Linked DNA regions of Homo sapiens: region 1 is linked to region 2. A link is a loop called in an ENCODE intact Hi-C map of the cell type or tissue named here. Cell type or tissue: HepG2. All regions are shown on one strand. Links, peaks and the distances in the headings refer to the core of each region. The heading gives the core; the rest is flanking DNA. Region 1 has its middle 52 kb from the start of LINC02227. Region 2 has its middle 110 kb from the start of LINC02227.

What was found. Peaks named below come from ENCODE experiments on the same cell type or tissue, not always from the same donor. Only the 100,000 strongest peaks of a DNase experiment are listed, where the experiment ranks them.
Region 1: a loop joins it to region 2, with 6 times the contacts of the local background. A loop is called at or near these places in 2 of 110 quality-filtered maps.

What each region holds. Positions count from the first base shown.
Region 1 is chr5:158,460,036-158,462,955 of GRCh38, reverse strand. No RefSeq gene overlaps it. Among named protein-coding and RNA genes, the nearest start is that of LINC02227, 52 kb to the right of the region's middle. In HepG2, for the core only: no CTCF peak of the experiment used is centred there; a DNase peak (open chromatin) is centred at 1,485.
Region 2 is chr5:158,518,590-158,521,509 of GRCh38, reverse strand. No RefSeq gene overlaps it. Among named protein-coding and RNA genes, the nearest start is that of LINC02227, 110 kb to the right of the region's middle. In HepG2, for the core only: no CTCF peak of the experiment used is centred there; a DNase peak (open chromatin) is centred at 1,729.

The DNA of each region.
Region 1 (2,920 bases), core at 247-2,746, 58 kb after region 2:
AATGAATGAATGCATAAATACCAAGATACTCGAATAATGAGAAGCTCCCATTCTCAGGAAACAGGGAGTTGCTCTCATTTACCATTTCTGTGCCCTGAACTCTTAGTTGAAACATTTCAAAGTTACGTTACAGGCCTAGATAACTGCTTAAGGAAGGAGATTTGGCAAGAAAGGGAGAAAGGGGGCCCAAGACGCCCAAGAGAGATACAGGCAAGCCTACTGAGAGACACTGCCCAAGGATACTGAGAGCAGAGGCATGGGGTGTGCTCTGTGGTCAGTGAGCAGGGGAGCAGACTCCTGTCTTTCGATGCACCAGCAGGAATTTTCCTCAATGTAAGCCAGGCTGCAGGAAGAGTTTTTCTGATTTGCAATCTCAATACTACTCCATGTCCCCCGGGTCTTGTAGAAGAACAGCAGCCCAGCTGCAGGCTCATGCATGCCCCAGGCCTGTCAATGGGTTTCCTCGGCTCTGAATCCTGCTTTGAGCTCCAAAAGTGGAGCTAAGGATGTGGAAGCCACGCTCTTGAATTGTTCAGGCCATGTCAGTGAAGACCAAGAAATGAAAGAGAAGATGGGACCTGAGAATGCCAATTCCACTAACAGCTTCTCGGTGGCAGTGGAGGTGATTAGGAAATGGGTAGGTACCCATTAGTACAGTTCACACAGGAAACAGGACTGAACAAAAGAGTCCAGTAGAGGGTTTTATATGGTTGAAGCCATTTTTTCATAGAGTTTATTGATCACCTTCAGCCTTTGCAGATTTAATTCCCATGTCCATAGACCTTCATTAATTTTCTGTTTGGGGGCATTAGGGTAACAAGCACATGTCTTTCCATGTAGCCATTCACACTTAACTCGAAAGAAAGGGGGATTCTGAGAAACAACCCATTTGGGTAATGGGTTGCAGTCTCTAGCCTCTATTTATCCGTTTCATTCTTTATTAAAATGACAAGTTGTGGGTAGAAAATCAAGTTATCTGAGGTCTTTGGGGAAAGTAGACAACTTGGGTCATAAGGAAAGACATACAAGAAAAGTAAAGCCAGCAAATAGTAGTTCTCTGGACCACATGGAGAAAAAGCACAAAATGGGAAAGAGAGAGAGAGAAAGTTTGGACCCTGCACAATGTCCAAACTTTGGTCACTGCCAAAGTTTGCAAAATATCATTTCATTTAGAAAAGCTATGATTTAATAGCAAAGGAGGACATTTTGTTGGAACGCCTAGTGTAACAAACACTTTTCTCTCCACTTAACAGCACTCTCCTGGCTTCATCTCATGGAGAAAATAATAATTTGGATGTTTTGAATTATAACAGTAATACTAAAGGCACTCTGGGCCCACCCAAATTCCCAGTGTTGAACGTGGTGTTAGGGCTCAGTAAGAATGTAGGAATATTACAGCAAGCAACTGTTGGTTTTAGGACATGGTTCAGGGTTCAGTGCAGTCAGAGGGAGTAAACAGAGCTTTCTGTAGAGCTGCAACCCTGGCTGTGTACCTTTTGCCAGGTCAAGGCCAATACAGGGCTCTGTCAGCTGAGAAGAGTCCCAGGGCTTTGGACCATGAACAAGTTCCAGAGAGAAGAACGTGAGCCTGAGCATCTGGAGGTCTTGGATCTGCTCCTAGCTCTGCCACTAATGAGCCCCGTGACCTTGGGTAAAGTTTCTGTCCTCTCTGGGCCTCCCTCCTCCATCAGTACAGTCTTTGACATTTAGAGCTGCAGAAACCCTGACAAATCATCTGGGGCTATATTTCCCAAAATGTGTTCATTCCCATTCTGCCTGGCTTGTCCACGTTCTTAATTTTAAAAGAAACCAGTATCAGTTACAAAATTTAGAGGGCAACTATTAACTATAAAAATGAATTTATTCAAAACAAAACCATATTGTTACATTCTAAACAGATAAATGTTGCTTGCCTAGGAAGACAATAGCAACAAAAACAAAAATAATAATAGGAAATACTTACTGAGACTTTAATATGTGCCAGATACTGTTCTGAAAGCTTTATAGATAATATTTCATTTAATTGACACCAGTCTATCAACTAGTCTCTATTGTTGTCCCCATTTTGCAGATGAGAGAACTGAGGAACAGGAAAATAAACTTGAGATATTCCCCCTCTTTGTTAAAAAGGCTATTCATGTGCATAGTGGCATGAACCTAAGACTTTTTTCTTTGTTGCAATTAGAAGGATTAAAAGAGAATTTTTAAAAGAATGACTTTTTCATTTTAAGATTCAGTCTTATTTGACGCCACAAGTTTGCGCAGTCACCTAAAATCACCCTGGATAGGTAATGGCTATCTAGAATGATGGTAGAGGATGATCCGGTCATGGAGTAATTTGAGAGGTGGAAGGTGTACTACCATAGGCTTTGTGGTGTTGAGCCCATTACTTCCTTTGCTAGTGTTGTCCCTTTTTTCTTTTGTCTGTGTGAATAATTCCTACTAGTATTTCAAGCTTCACCTCATCATGAACCATTTCCGACCTCCTGTCCATCTCCGGGGCCACATGTCTCCCCCTTGCTGGTGCACCCCACTGTATCCTATACACATTGCAATTGTAAACGTTACATTATATATAAGGACCTCTAACTTTGAGTCCAACTTTGACATAGAAAGCAAAGCCTATTCTAAGTAAGTCCACTAATCTATACAAATTCCAAACCTAATATGAAATAAGTGACCAGAAAAAAATAATTGTGCAAGTATTTACAACATAAAACACTGAACACAAATGCTATACTCTAAAAGTTGTTTCTGGGAATTGTTTCATCATGGATTAGACTGAATGAGGCTTCTTAAAACAAGAATCCAATGAGCTTGGGTAGGATTTTTTTTTTTTTTTTTTTTTTTTGAGATGGGAGTCTTGCTCTGTCACCCAGCCTGGAGTGCAGTGGCGCAATCTTGGCTCACTGCAAGCTCC
Region 2 (2,920 bases), core at 303-2,802:
GGAGCTTGCAGCGAGCCGAGATCGCGCCACTGCACTCCAGCCTGGGCGACAGAGTAAGATTCCATCCAAAAAAAAAAGGAAAAGAAAAAAAACACAAAGGGTTGCACTTTCACGCAGGATTATTATGCATATTTTAAATTTTTTACTCATTAAAAAAAAAATTTTATGAGTCCCTCCTTTGTTAAAGCAGCAAATCAGACAAATTCTGTTCTCAGAGCTTAAAGTTTAATATAGTTGCTGAATACACGGATAGAGTTGTAAGTTTTTTAAAGTAAAGTGACGTAAGTATTATATGAGTGACAACCCAGCTTCTAGAGCAACTCTAGACATTATGCTTAATTCTATATCCTTTTCATAATTCATACAGGAGTCTTGTGGCTACTTACAAATGTTAGTGGTTCAGGAAGGACTCCTGTAGGAGATTGGCTTGAGCTTCCCTGATGCTACTGCAGGGATGCTTGTCAACCCACCAGAACTTCATCCATTCAACAGATGTCTATTGAACACCTACTAGGTGCCAGACCCTGTGCTATGCTCCATCATGGAATATATTCTCCAGGAAACATATACACGTGGGTTTCATCCACATGAAATTTAAACCATCATACATTTTCTCCCAGTGCTTCTGAGTGCAGGCCTTTTGAAAAAAATCTGTATATACAAAACACTACTCTTTTAGACAGGATAGATGCAGTTATGTGCTGATAAACCAGCTCTCTGGAAGCAGGGAGGGAGGAAGAAGCCCTGATTTATAACATTCTTGAGTTCCATGGTGTAAATACTCCCACTGTGGATGATTTCAAGCTACCAATTGTTTGACACCTGACTTGAAGAAATCCTGAATACTTAATTACTGGTTTTCGTAATTTGGTTTGAGCCAGCCCTAGCGCACGATTGAAGATCCAAGTGTTTTAGTTTACTGTTTAGTCCAAGAAATGGCAACATAGATTCCTGATGAGTGGCCATTAAACGTCTCTTGATTCTAGTCTCAATCCTTCCTCAGGAACCTACCAAGTCCTTCCAGGATGTCCCCAAAAGTCCACAGGGCAATAGCCAGTGTGATTCCATACTAGCTCCACACCTGCTGTCAGAAATGCCCAAATGGGGCCGGGCGTGGTGGCTCACGCCTGTAATCCCAGCACTTTGGGAGGCTGAGGTGGGTGGATCACGAGGTCAGGAGATCGAGACCATCCTGGCTAACACGGTGAAACCCTGTCTTTACTAAAAAATACAAAAAATTAGCCGGACATGTTGGTGGGCGCCTGTAGTCCCAGCTACTTGGGAGGCAGAGGCAGGAGAATGGCGTGAACTCGGGAGGTGGAGCTTGCAGTGAGCCGAGATGGCACCCCTACACTCCAGCCTGGGCAACAGAGTGAGATTCTGTCTCAAAAAAAAATAAATAAATAAGAAAGAAAGAAATGCCCAAATGGGCTAAAGAGTGTTCTCTAGAATGCTGAAATACCATCTTATGAAACAAAAGTCTTAGGACTCAAATACAAAACAAAAGTAAACAAACCAAAAAAGATCTGCCCATGACTTTTTTAAACTTATGGCATAATTTCTAAGTTAAAAAAAAAAGAGGCCTTGTGGTTAGGAAATAATTAATGCCATAATAGGAAAGAAAAAGAACAAACAAGGTCGAAAGAGAGAGCCACCCTGTCCATAAGTCCTTCACATTGTAAACAGCATTCATTGCTCAGGGCACATGCTAGTTCAAAAGAACAAACTCTGTATGAATGTTGGGTGGGGCCCAGAGGTCTTTATCCAAATAGAAGCGATTTGCTATTTCACCACAAATTCCAGGCACAAGTACATGCTTCATTCAACTTTGCTTAACACAAAGTACAATTGACAAGTATTTGTGGAGAAGCTACATAGGCAAGACAGTACCCTTGAGAGGTAGGGCTTATGTTCCCCCTTCTCCCTGAAGCTTGCAGTCTGGTTGGATTCATCTTATGTACACTGGCAAAAGGGTGGTTTGAGTGAGGAAAATTAGGTATGCCAGACTGGTGGTTTTTAAGTGACAGGTTGAGGGAAGCCCAATAAATTCGAAACACCTCTAGGCTATTTTCCAGGTCATTTGCTATCTGGTTTACCTATGTCCTCTCCCGATCCCTTCCTTACAGTCTCCACAACATCACACTCAGTTCCTCAAGTAAAGCATGTTCTTTGCTCCCTATGAAACTTCACAAACCCTGTTCCTTCTCCTGGAACAGGCTCAGTTACGTACCATTTCCCCTCCCGGTTTCCCTTGCATATGATTTTCTGAGAATCATGCTTTAGATCTCACAATGATTTTGGGGGTATTTTTTTTAAGCTCTCAGAGGGCCAGAGAACTGGGTTTGGGTACTGCATGGCCACATATGGACACATCAAGGAGAAAGGCCCACCACCTATTGCCTCCATTGCCCATCAACAGCACCTCTGACACTAGGGACTGAGCACTAGGAATGAAACCACAGCTATGTGAGGACAGGAGCCCCCTTTACAATGAAGATCTTCTCTCCCTACCCATAGCCGTCACCTCACAATGCTCATGGCTGCCTCCAAGTCTTGTAGAGATGTCCTAAGTACAAAGGAGCCTGGGCAATGCAATTTTTAGTTTCCCAGCCTCTATGATGTGGATGTTGCACCAGGAGGGCATGGAAATTGCATTGAGTGTGCTATCTTACAGGAGCAGCTATTTGCTTCACCCAGAGCATAGAAGAGTCAGGATTTAAATTCTAAATTCCAAGCCCATGAATTGAATTGCTACTCTACCCTATACTGGAAGTTACTGGGTGGATCCAGTATTTTCTAGCCTCCTCCGGCCCACAGTTATTGAGATGTGTGGTTCTTCCAGGTTTACTAGCAGAGGAACACCTAAGCTTTAGATTTTTAGACTCCTCATAGCCTTCTTTTGTCTCCCTTGAGGATGAAC